Linked DNA regions of Homo sapiens: region 1 is linked to region 2. The links are chromatin loops, found by intact Hi-C in ENCODE. Cell type or tissue: heart right ventricle. All regions are shown on one strand. Links, peaks and the distances in the headings refer to the core of each region. The heading gives the core; the rest is flanking DNA. Region 1 has its middle 41 kb from the start of MAB21L3. Region 2 overlaps LOC112268235 (a long non-coding RNA gene).

Region 1 (5,368 bases), core at 98-5,097, 330 kb before region 2:
ATGATTTGCTCAAAGCAAATGCATTATGTCCCAGGCTGAACTCCTGATTTTCCCTCTCAAAGCTCCCATCGCCTCAGTAAACAGTGTCACTTCAGCCACATGCTTCAGCCAGAGTCCCAAGAGTTAGCCTTGAGGCCACCACCCACCATATTCAACCCACCAGCACATCCCTTGGCTCTCCTTTCTCCATGTAGTCCAGGTAGGCCTCATACCCTGCAGGTCAGCCCACCCCAGGCCAGGTCATGCCTCTCTCTTCCAGACTGCTGCAGACCTACTCTTGCCCCCCGACCTCACACCAGTCCTCCCCACACAAGAGCAAGGGGGGCAACCTGCAAACTCAATCATGCTTATTTTCCCTGCTCTCATCCTCCCAATAGCTTCTCATCTCTTAGGAAAAAAAAAGGGAAACTCCCCACCAAGGCCCACAAGGATTATGTGATCTGACTTGGGCCATTCTCTCTTTCCTCGCCAACTACCACGCTCCTTCACACTGTTCCAACCATACCACACTGGCTTCCTTGCTTTGCTTCAGACACCCAAGCTCCATCCTGCCCAGGGCCTCAGTACCTGTTTCCCCCTTTGCTCAGAAATCCCATGCTCCATGCTGACATGTCCCAACCCTCCCCGAACAGCCTAACACAGCTAGCCCCCAGCACTCTTGCCCTGCACCATACTTCACTCTCCCCATAGTGGTTTGCTGGTTCTCCTATTAGAATAAATATAAACTCTATGCCGGGAGAGGGCTTGTCTTATTCACTGTTGTATTATATCTCCGGCACTTGGAACAATGCTCAGTGGGTAAGAGCTCAATGAATAGTTGTTAAATAGATAATTGCATGAAGGAATGGATGAATACATGATTTTGCTCCATAATATGTATCTGCTTTGTGGCAGGGCTTGGATTTGAACCCGGGTCTTCTAATTCTCAGGCCAGGCTCTTTCCTCTACAAAGTAACATTTTGAGAGTCTGAAGAATCCCACATCTTTAGTTTTAGAGAAAGAAAAATTGCCTCTGGCTCCAGAAGCCTGTTTTCCCAGAAGGGCCTGGCTGTCCTCACTATGCAGAACACAGCTTGATGCAGCAGAGCTTGAGAATGCACACTCATGCTGCAGAGGGGCCAGCCTGGCAGCTCATCACAGCAGCCACTGACAACTGTGGGCACTGGTGGATACTTTGTAGCAGGTGTTTGCTGGACATGCCTAGCTTAACTGGGTTCCAACGTGCAACATGTAGACTGAACAACACACACACACACACACACACACACACACACACACACACACACACACACACTGCATTTAAACAAAGCACATCAGAAAAGAGTTCAGGCTTTCACCCTCCCTTCCTGCCAAGCACGGAGACAAACAGTACTGGTCTTGGTTCTCTTTGTCTCTGAGTCTAGACCATTCATTTCCTCTCATTCAACCAGCTTTATTTTTGGCGATGTAACTTTCTTTCGTGAGCATATATATTATGTTCTCAGACTTTGTAACCTATGAATCTCCTGTGAGGACCGACCTACGAATGCTCAGAATACAAAGGCCGGAGTGAGCAGTGCTCTCTGTGAGAGAGAATGTTACGGCAAATGAAAAAACCACCTTCACCACCTAAGCAGGATTCTTGCTTCTAATGCAAAATGTAACCTCCCTCTATAGGATGGATAGAGGGATATTAGGTTGAGCACTCAACACACTGGGGTGCTTACCACAGAGTACCCCAAAGTGTGGTTTAGGTCTGAGGGACCGGGTGAGCAAGGAAGGCTGCACCGGTGTAGGGACAGGCACAGTCTGGGTCCTTTGGTGGCCGGGGGTACAAAGGAAGCAGAGCCTGGGCTCCCATCCTCTCCTGCTGTCACAGCCCCTCCATGGAGGCCCTGGCCCTTCTCTCCTCCTCTCTCCTGCCTCTTTCCAGGATGTTCTTTGCCCCACAGTGAGATGTGAGGGGCATCAAGAAGGCTCCCTGCCATTGACTCTCTCTGTCCAGGGACCGCCATATGTGACTTGTGCTGTCTGTGACCAGGACGCGGGCTCTTGAAGGAGCAGCGAGGAGCAAGAGAGAGGGGAGCGGACGCCCCGACTCGCGCAGGGCTGAGGCTGGAGGGGAAGACTCACAGGGACTACGGTCTACGGGGAGGCCGCCTTGCGCGCCGCGGCTCGGAAGCGGCAGGGGGCGCCCGCGGCTCCTCGCGGCCCCGAGCCGTGAAGGGCTGGGGAAATTCCTCCCGCTGAAGGCAGAGAGCAGACTGGGACACTGCGGTTCCCGAGAGCCGCAGCCCCGCCGCCTCCGCCCACGCTGGCCCTCGGGAGGCGGAAGACTAGCTGACGGCGGCCCCCACACGCGCTCTGCAGCCTGGGGGTAACCCTCAGCCCACCCAGTGCCCAGCGAGGGGGCTCTGATCCACAGGCTCCGCCCAGCTCCCTGGGTCCTCTTTTCAGTGGGCCTCTTTTATTGCCTAGCACTGGGGATCGGGGTGGGGGGTGGACAGTTACCCCAGTATAGATACTGGCTCATCCGGACATATCTGTGCTGCTGCAGGGCACTCAGCCTCCTTCCCTGCAAGATTAGAGGGGCTGTGGAAGACAGAAGAAAGATGCTGTGCTCTTATGGACTCCTTTTCCTTAGACTAATGCCCACGGGGAAAGGAAAGGAAAGGGAAGGGAAGGGAGGGGAGGGAGTTAAGCGCTCCATCACCCCCAGGCCAGGCGTCATGGTAGGAAGGTCATAAAGAGGGTGGGTGGGTCAGAATGCTCCAGGAAAGGAAAGGATGGGACACCAAGATTTGCAGATACTGCCTATGTGCCTGGCACATATTTTAGGGGCTTTGTGCTTTATCTCATTTAATCCCCTCGGCACTCCTTTGGAGTAGGTAGGCAGCATAAACCCATTTTGCCAATGAACACTTGGAGGCTCACAGAGAAAAAAGAACTTGCCCAAGGTCATGGGCTGGAGTGGACAGAGCCATATTCTTTATGCGTTTGTCATAATGAGTTCCTTACAGTGCAGGTGACAGGAGAGACATGAAGGCACAGCCTACCAGGACCAGAAGTCCAGGAGGAAGACTCAGTCCTTCTGCTGGGCCCTGCAACCCTATGAGCCTCGCAGGAACCAAGAGAGAGGGAGTTGAGCAGAGAGGGACCCAGAGGCACCCTCTGTGGGTGCTGTTCCCTGACCTTGACATAGAGGACATTCCTCAACATGGATGTGGGTCAAGGTCCTTCCCTGATGGTGGAATGGGTGGAGCTCGTAGTGTGACAGATGGTAGAGAAAGGTGTTCTTACAATTGCCCCTGGGCTAACATTTTCCAGTTGTACCTTTGAACGCTCTAAAAAATCCTAAAAATCACTTTCACAAAAGTTAATCATTCACTCTGCAGGCCAGATGACCTTTGCTATGTAGTTGGGGTTTTGTTTGCTTTTTTTTTTTAAAGTCTTGTAGTTTGTAATTGGACACATATCCTTTAGGTGAAGAAGAAAATAATTTAGGGTCTAGTAAAAGGCTTGGTTTTCTTCTTGCCCTCCATCTCCCAGGAGTTTAGAAACATTTTCTCAGTGAGAGGCTATAAATTGAAGACTGAAAACAAATTAATCTTCCAAAGCTGTGGCCTTCATGGAGTACTATATACAGGAGACCCCAGGAGACAAAAACATACCAAAACCAAAAAATCAATAAAATCCAAGCCATCACCCACCCTGCACCTGATTCCTTAGGCCCCTGCTGTCATCTGGGTGGCAGCTAAGTTTACCAACAGAGAGGATTCTGGAAATTTCATTGGTACAGTACTCTAACCAGCTTTGCCCTTTGAGAAATGGACTTTGGAAATTGCATTGGTACAGTACTCTAACCAGCTTTGCCCTTTGAGAGATGGATTCTGGAAATTTCATTGGTACAGTACTGTAACCAGCTTTGCCCTTTGAGAGATGGATTTTGGAAATTTCATTGGTACAGTACTCTAAACAGCTTTGCTCTTAGAGAGATGCAAGTGTGGAGCTTTTCTATTTTAATATTTCAATCACCTAAAAGTTAATTGACCTCCTATAATAATTTGGGAGGTCAAATTGGCTATGTAAACTGGACAAGCCACCCAACTTCTTTAGGCCTCAGATTCCCCTTCTGTGCAGAGGCTGGGGAGTAAGCTCCAAGTTCTCTTCAAAGGCTAATGCTCTGCAGCCTGTAATCCTGCAGGTTGCCTTAACAGGCTCCCCAGCTCTGTTCCATTAACTATTTTTGGCTCAGTGATTAGAAGGCCTTGTTGGGCCACACCCTTACCTCTGACATTCTGACAACTGGCTGGACATTTTCACTAGGTATCCCACTGGGCACTCAAACTCAAGATGCACAAACCAAACACATCACCTCTCCTTTCTTCTCCTCCTCTCAGCCTAACTCTGACTTCCCTTTCTCTCCTTCAGGCATCTGAGCTGGGAACATCAATATCGTCTTTAATGTCTCGCTATCCAACAGCTTCCACATTCAGTGAGTTCCCGAGACCTGAATATCTGGCTGCGAAGAGCCCTCCTCTTCATAGTCCCACAGCTTCTGTCCAGCTCAGGCCCTTGACCCCCTCACATGGGCTCTTGCCACCACATCCAGCATGCCCAACAACCTCCCCTCCTTTTTCCTTTCTCTCCCCACTCTGACACATACAAAGTGTCACTACCAGATCATCGCACTCACCCACAGCTCCGGCAAGCCTCTCCCCTGCTACAGAAACTTGAATGGTTTTCTTTTGCCAGCTGAGCAAACAATTGCCATTCGGGACCTCCATGATATAGCCTTAACCTAACTTCCCTCCTGCACCCACTCCTTACACTTCAGCCAAACTCAGTGTCCTTCACACACAGGCCAGCTTTTCTCGTCTGTCTCCATACTCTTCACATTCTCTCTGGAACATGCACAGCTCCCATACCTGCCTATGAAAACTCTACTTCTTCATTAAGGCCGAGTTCAAATGATACTTTTACCTTGAAATTTCCCAGGAGATCCCACTTAAGATCAATTTCTCATTTATTTTTTCAGCCAACAAATATTTATTGAGCACCAACTATGTGCCAGGTTCTGTTCCAGGCCCTGAGAATTCAATGGCGAATAGGAAGGATGCATTCCTACTCACAGGGAGCTTGCTGTTGGTGGGTGACAGAACAAAAGGAAGCAAACAAACAAAGGGTAGATCCTAGTAAGGGCGATGGAGGCGCTCTTGGAGTGGTTGACCTTTATTACAGTCTACTTGTAGTATGCCTTTTTGCAATTAAATGCTACCTTGAACACCCTCTGAGGGAAGAATCTGAGTCTCATTTATCATTGTGACTTCCACAGTGCCTGACATCACCTCATCCGTGTAATACCCCCTCAGAGTGCATTTGTGGAAGG
Region 2 (5,368 bases), core at 304-5,303:
TGGGGCTTCTTACTGAAGGGCAGGTGTCAGTGTAGGTGAATAAGCAGGTTGGGTGGGGGTTGGGTGAAGGTGAGGTCACTCAAGGGGACTCTTCGGCCACGTAGGAATGAAGGAACAAGATTGAAGTCACACCCCCCAAAAACCAACAGAGGTTCTTTGAGCCTTTTCCTCCAACTCTCCTTCACCACATCCATGCCTTAGCTTCCCAACCTTGGCCTCTTTGCTATGGGCAACCTGAATAGTTTGCATTTCTAGACAAATAGGTGAAAGAAAAGAGCAGCCATAACCCAACATCCCTGTAACTGGCCCGGGGCCCCAGATCCTGGGACTTTCCCCAACAGCTGGATACTTCTTCCTCTGTGAAAGATAACAGGGATTGGCTGGAGCTAACCCAAAAAGCAAGCAGACATAGACACAGGCTCTTGGAAAAGACCAAATACTACTCAAACCCAGGGATTTGGTTTCCCCACCCCCAAGGACCCAGGAAGAGGTTGCTCACAGCTGGGTGAGGTGCAGCACTTTCCACAGGAATCATGGCCTGGCTCTTTCCAGGGTAGGGGAGGAGCAGGTGCCGCTCCTCTCTGGGCATGCGTGCCTCCTGGGTGTCCTTCATGGAGCTTACACAGTGTGCTTTACACAGAGGCTATGGCCTCTCTGGAAGAGTTAAGATCTTTCTATAGCTCTTGAGATGGAGTATTTAACACCAATAAAGGCTTTCACCACCTCCTCAAAGCTTTGAACTGTTTTGTTTTTTAGAGATGGGGTCTTGCTGTGTTGCTCAGACTGGTCTTGAACTCCTGGGTTCAAGCAATTTTCCTGCCTCAGCCTCCTGAGTAGCTGGGACTATAGTTGCCAGCCTGGGTTTCCATCTATATCTTAATAACCAGAGTTGCTGTGCACTGTATCTAGGATTTGGCTTACTTGGCAAACTCTATGTCATAAAATCAGTATTTCTTCAATAAACTCAATATTTATTTACTATGATCTGGCAGCTGAAGTAGCCCAAACTTCTGACCTATATTCTGTAAGGTGGAAGAGTGGGCCTTTTAGTAGAAATCTCCAAGACCTAAGAATCTCTATTGAGACCCTGGGGTTAATGCAGGCTCCACCAAATCCAAGTGCTGGCTGGGAGACAGGAGTCAGCAGGATTTCACTGAGATGGTCAATTTTTATCCAGAATAGGGCTATGCCTGCATTAATTTGTCACCAGTGGAATGAAAATACAAACCCGCTGAGTATGATAGTTTGATATGAGGAGTGGTCAGTTATATAGAAAATTTAAAACAGAAAGCCCATGAGAAGTTTGCCTTTGGAAATGCCCATTAACTCCTTCCTAACAGGGTGACAGAGAGCTGGTGCCACCACAGGGAGTGTGCTTGTCAGAGCAGACCTCCTCCCCAGGTGGACACCATGACCCTTCACATCCTCCAGATCAAAGCTTCACTTTCCCCTGCTCACAGTGGCTTCTTGGACGACCATGTCTAAACCAGACCCTGCCTGCTATTCTTGACCAGACAGAGAGAACAGCCTGAGTGAAGACTCTGAGGCAGGAGTGAGCATGGCATTAGCAGGGCCTGGCAGAAGGCCAGGATGATGGCCACACTGAGTGCTGGGAAACACAGCACAAGATAAGCCTGGAGAATTGACAAGGGCCGGTCTGTGCAGAACCTGAGGGCCATGGCAAGAAGTCTGCCTTTTCTCCCCATGTCCAGAGCAGGGAAGAAGGATTTGCAAGTTTCTCACACATGCCTTGGCTTAAGCAAAGCTTGCTGGCCTCCTTCAAGCCATAGCACAGGGTGGCGTTTGCCGTGCCTGACTCCCCAAGCTAGGCACTGGGAGTCCAAGTGAACCATCTGGAGGGGTCAACAGTGACGTGAGCAGATAAGCCACAGCACATTGAGCTAGAGGAGGAAAGAGGAATGTGCACATCCCTGCTTGGATGTGGGGGCAGGAGGGGGAGGGCTCCAGGAAACCTCGCACAGATTCTTTGGGCTGCCTAAATCCCGCTGCTCCATGTCTAGGTGGCTGAAGCGCCTCCTGGCCTGCCTCAACCCCTCCTCTGGCCTGTCCTGTTTACCAGCCCTGCCACCTGCCCACTCTAAGAGGCTCCACCCTTCCTTGGAACACGGAGTTCTCTGCCTCTGGACTCTGGGGAGGGTGAGATTGTTGAGGCAGGCGGGCGAGCATGAGAGGGAAGGAAGAGGGAGGGAGGTCAAAGATACAAGGTGAGCTGGAGAAGAAACGGACTGTTTTGAGGATTTCCCCTCACACATTCTGGCTCCTACCTCTGACCGAAAGCAAAGGGAGCAGCTTTTACCAATGGAATGAGGCCAGGGTGTGTTGGCTTACACCCATAATCCTAGCACTTTGGGGAGGCCAAGGTAAGAGGATCAGTTGAGCTCAGGAGTTCAAAACCAGCCTGGGCAAGATAGCGAGACCCCATCTCTACAAAATTTTTTTTTTAATTGGCAGGCATGGTGGCATGTGCCTGTGGTACTAGCTACTTGGAGGCTGAGGTTTGAGGATCTCTTGAGCCCAGGAGGTCAAGGCTACAGCAAGCCATGATCGTGACACTGCACTCTAGCCTGGGTGACAGAGTGAGACCCTGCCTCTAAATAAATTAAATCAATCAATCAATACCAATTAACTAACTAACCAACCTGTCTATCGGGGTCAGTCAGCTCTTATAGTCCCACCTGAATTCTGCTTTGCCTTCTCCTGCAACAGCAACGCCTTCGAAAGTGCTTACTGTGTGCTAGGCAGGCGTTGCACATGGACAGGGACTGGGAGTTCAGATGGCCAGCTGGCCTGCTGTCTGGGGACAGGGGGTTTCCCAGGACCTGAGACTTTCAGTACTAAAACCAGGACAGTCCTGGGCAAGCTGGAACAGCTGGTCACCTGGTGGGAACTGAGCACCCATGGAGTCAGCAGAGAAGGAAGGCGGCACCACAGCATAGCTGGTGGTGGGAGCAAGCAGGAGTCTTTTCCTCCTTAGCACTGGAAGCGCCACTCTTGGCATTTACCTCCCTTCCTGAATGGAGCCCCACCTGTTTTTATGAGGCCTCCCCAGGCCAAGCCCTCAGGATGGGCAGGGGTGGGTTGAGACTGTGCTGTCTCTGCTGTTTGCTAAGGTTGTTCTCATGGTATCACGCTGCCAGAGACTGTCCACTTGGCTCACATTGATGGAGGTCAGCTAAGGACAGGCTGATTAGCTGGCCCCTCAGGGCCTTTCTCTTGGTGACACAGCCTCTGGCTCAGAACAAAGGCCCCTCATTTTGCTGAGGCACAGACTCTTGAACGTGAGAGTGCTGCCACCTGCTGGTCACAGCGCTGCTTCCAGAAGGGGAGCTGGAGCCTCAGGAGGGAGACTGGGCCATGAGCCCAGGTCTGTAGCCTCTCTGTGGGCCACAGCACCACCTCCCAGCATGCCCTGGGCCAGATAGCTGAAGAAAAGAAGCTGGGGACCCCCCTAACAGGTATGCCTTGAAGGGGACTGCAAGGCTCTCTCATGCCAGAACTCTCTCAGGCTGGCCATGGATTCCCAGAATTCCCAGCCAGCGTGGGCACTCTTAGCTATAATAGAACCCTCGGCCCAGTGGTGTGCTGGAGCTGCTGGGCAGGAGGCAATCATCAAATATTCAGGAAATTTACCAGCTGCACTGGTCATGGTGGGAGTATTTACACCATGGAAATTGGCAAAGGCTACAGATTAAGAGTTTTCTCCACCCGTAACTCTTCCTCCAGTGGATTTATCAGTACACCTTTGCAAAACCTCTATCAAACTTAAAATGTTGTCACCTGAGAAGGGGCAAGTACCAGCCTGTTTGTAAAGGTTTCTCAGATAAAGCATCAAGTATGGAATTGGCATCATAGAGAAGAAATACATTCTGATAAGAGGGAGATTGTGAGGAAGGAAATTTTGTTAAGCTCCCTAAGAACAACTAAGGTAATAGTTAAGGGCTCTGCGATGAGAAACACATGGATTCAAGTAGCAGCTCTTCTACTTGCTAACTGAATGATGCTGGTCAAATTGCTTCATCTCTAGCTTCCAGTTTCCCTGTCTGCAAGTGGGGGTATTGGGAGTAGTTGCCTCATGTAGTTGTGAGGTGATGCGTTTGATGAATCTAAGTGCTTAGAACATTGCCAGGCAGAAAGCAAGTGCTCAATACATCTTAGATATTATCAGATATTGATTAGAACCTCCACTTCAGCAGGCTTAAACTGATCTTGACATCTTCCTGGTAAAACCAGTTTCACCTCTAGATGTCTTTTACAGGGTTGGGGAATGAAGACTGGTTCTTCCATCCTCCCCGGCAGCTAACCTTTAACATCAGCCTCGGTTTGGGCTATTCATTTGTACTTGTCCCCTACAGTTAGTATGTAAGAAAATGTATCCCCTATACTCTTAATATGATAAAGTACATCCTGAATGTAAAGTATCTAAGCAGTGAACACTTGCCAAACCAACCCAAAATATTTTGTGTAAATGAGTCACTGGCCAGTTAAGAGGTCAAGTATAGAAAGGGCAGGACTCAGATCCGATTCCAACTCCAAGACCTGAGTCATCCTCAGTTGTATTGCATCTGATTTAAAGGAAGATTATGTTAACAAGACACAAATTGAATAGAATTGGGGAAAATGGGAATCTGAGAGCAGTGCTCTTTCAGTGGAAAGAGACATGGGGCTTAGAGGACATGAGCTCCCCTCTCATGAGAGTGGAGGGCTTGGTTGTGCAGTAAAGAGAGTTGGTGAAGTTTCTATAGAGCCTGATGGACTAAAGCCCAAGAACTGACCTGATGGACTTGCCCCATCCAAGACTCTGGTCACCCCTCAATCTTTGAATGAATACTTTGGCTTCTTGGGTGCTAAAATCCTTGGAAGATGTGTCCTTAGATGAGATACATATATTTCCATTGTTAAAAAGTTATAAATGAGTTTGCATTATACTCTTTTGACTTTTGTTATATGGACAAAGATTAGGTTAGATTTGGTTGCATAAAACAGACAAAACAGTAGCATAAATAAAATGTACATTTATTTCTCTCCCATGTCAATGAAATCCAGATGTTGGCAGCCTGGGACAAGTATGGCAACTCTACAGTCATCATCAGTCACTATCTTATAGCTCCATTATCTTCAACATGAGTTTTTGTCTAGTGGTTTAAGATGGTCACTGGAGCTCCATCCAGGCTGCTTTCTTGCCAACAAAAAAATCATATTTTCCCAAAGTCTGACAAATCACTGCCCAGGTGTACTCATGCAAACCCATTCTGATGCAAGAAAACTGAAAAATGTCTTTATTCCAACTAGGGGTAGGAGGCATTTGCCTAGCTAAAAATTAAGGATTCTATTTTTAATAAAGTAAGGT

What was found. A loop is a pair of places that touch in the nucleus more often than their neighbours do. Peaks named below come from ENCODE experiments on the same cell type or tissue, not always from the same donor. Only the 100,000 strongest peaks of a DNase experiment are listed, where the experiment ranks them.
Region 1: a loop joins it to region 2, with 9 times the contacts of the local background. A loop is called at or near these places in 92 of 110 quality-filtered maps.

The regions. Positions count from the first base shown.
Region 1 is chr1:116,150,022-116,155,389 of GRCh38, forward strand. No RefSeq gene overlaps it. Among named protein-coding and RNA genes, the nearest start is that of MAB21L3, 41 kb to the left of the region's middle. RefSeq lists a silencer at 2,066-2,485. In heart right ventricle, for the core only: CTCF peaks have their summits at 2,166 (motif pointing right) and 2,378; DNase peaks (open chromatin) are centred at 1,175 and 2,190; H3K4me3 peaks cover 848 bases; H3K27ac peaks cover 2,159 bases.
Region 2 is chr1:116,482,119-116,487,486 of GRCh38, forward strand. LOC112268235 (a long non-coding RNA gene) reads left to right here. Exons shown (of 2, transcript XR_002958352.2): 1 at 1-5,368. Among named protein-coding and RNA genes, the nearest start is that of LINC01762, 6.0 kb to the left of the region's middle. RefSeq lists an enhancer at 1,230-1,730. In heart right ventricle, for the core only: CTCF peaks have their summits at 3,314 (motif pointing left) and 3,515; DNase peaks (open chromatin) are centred at 1,603, 1,839 and 3,313; H3K27ac peaks cover 1,871 bases.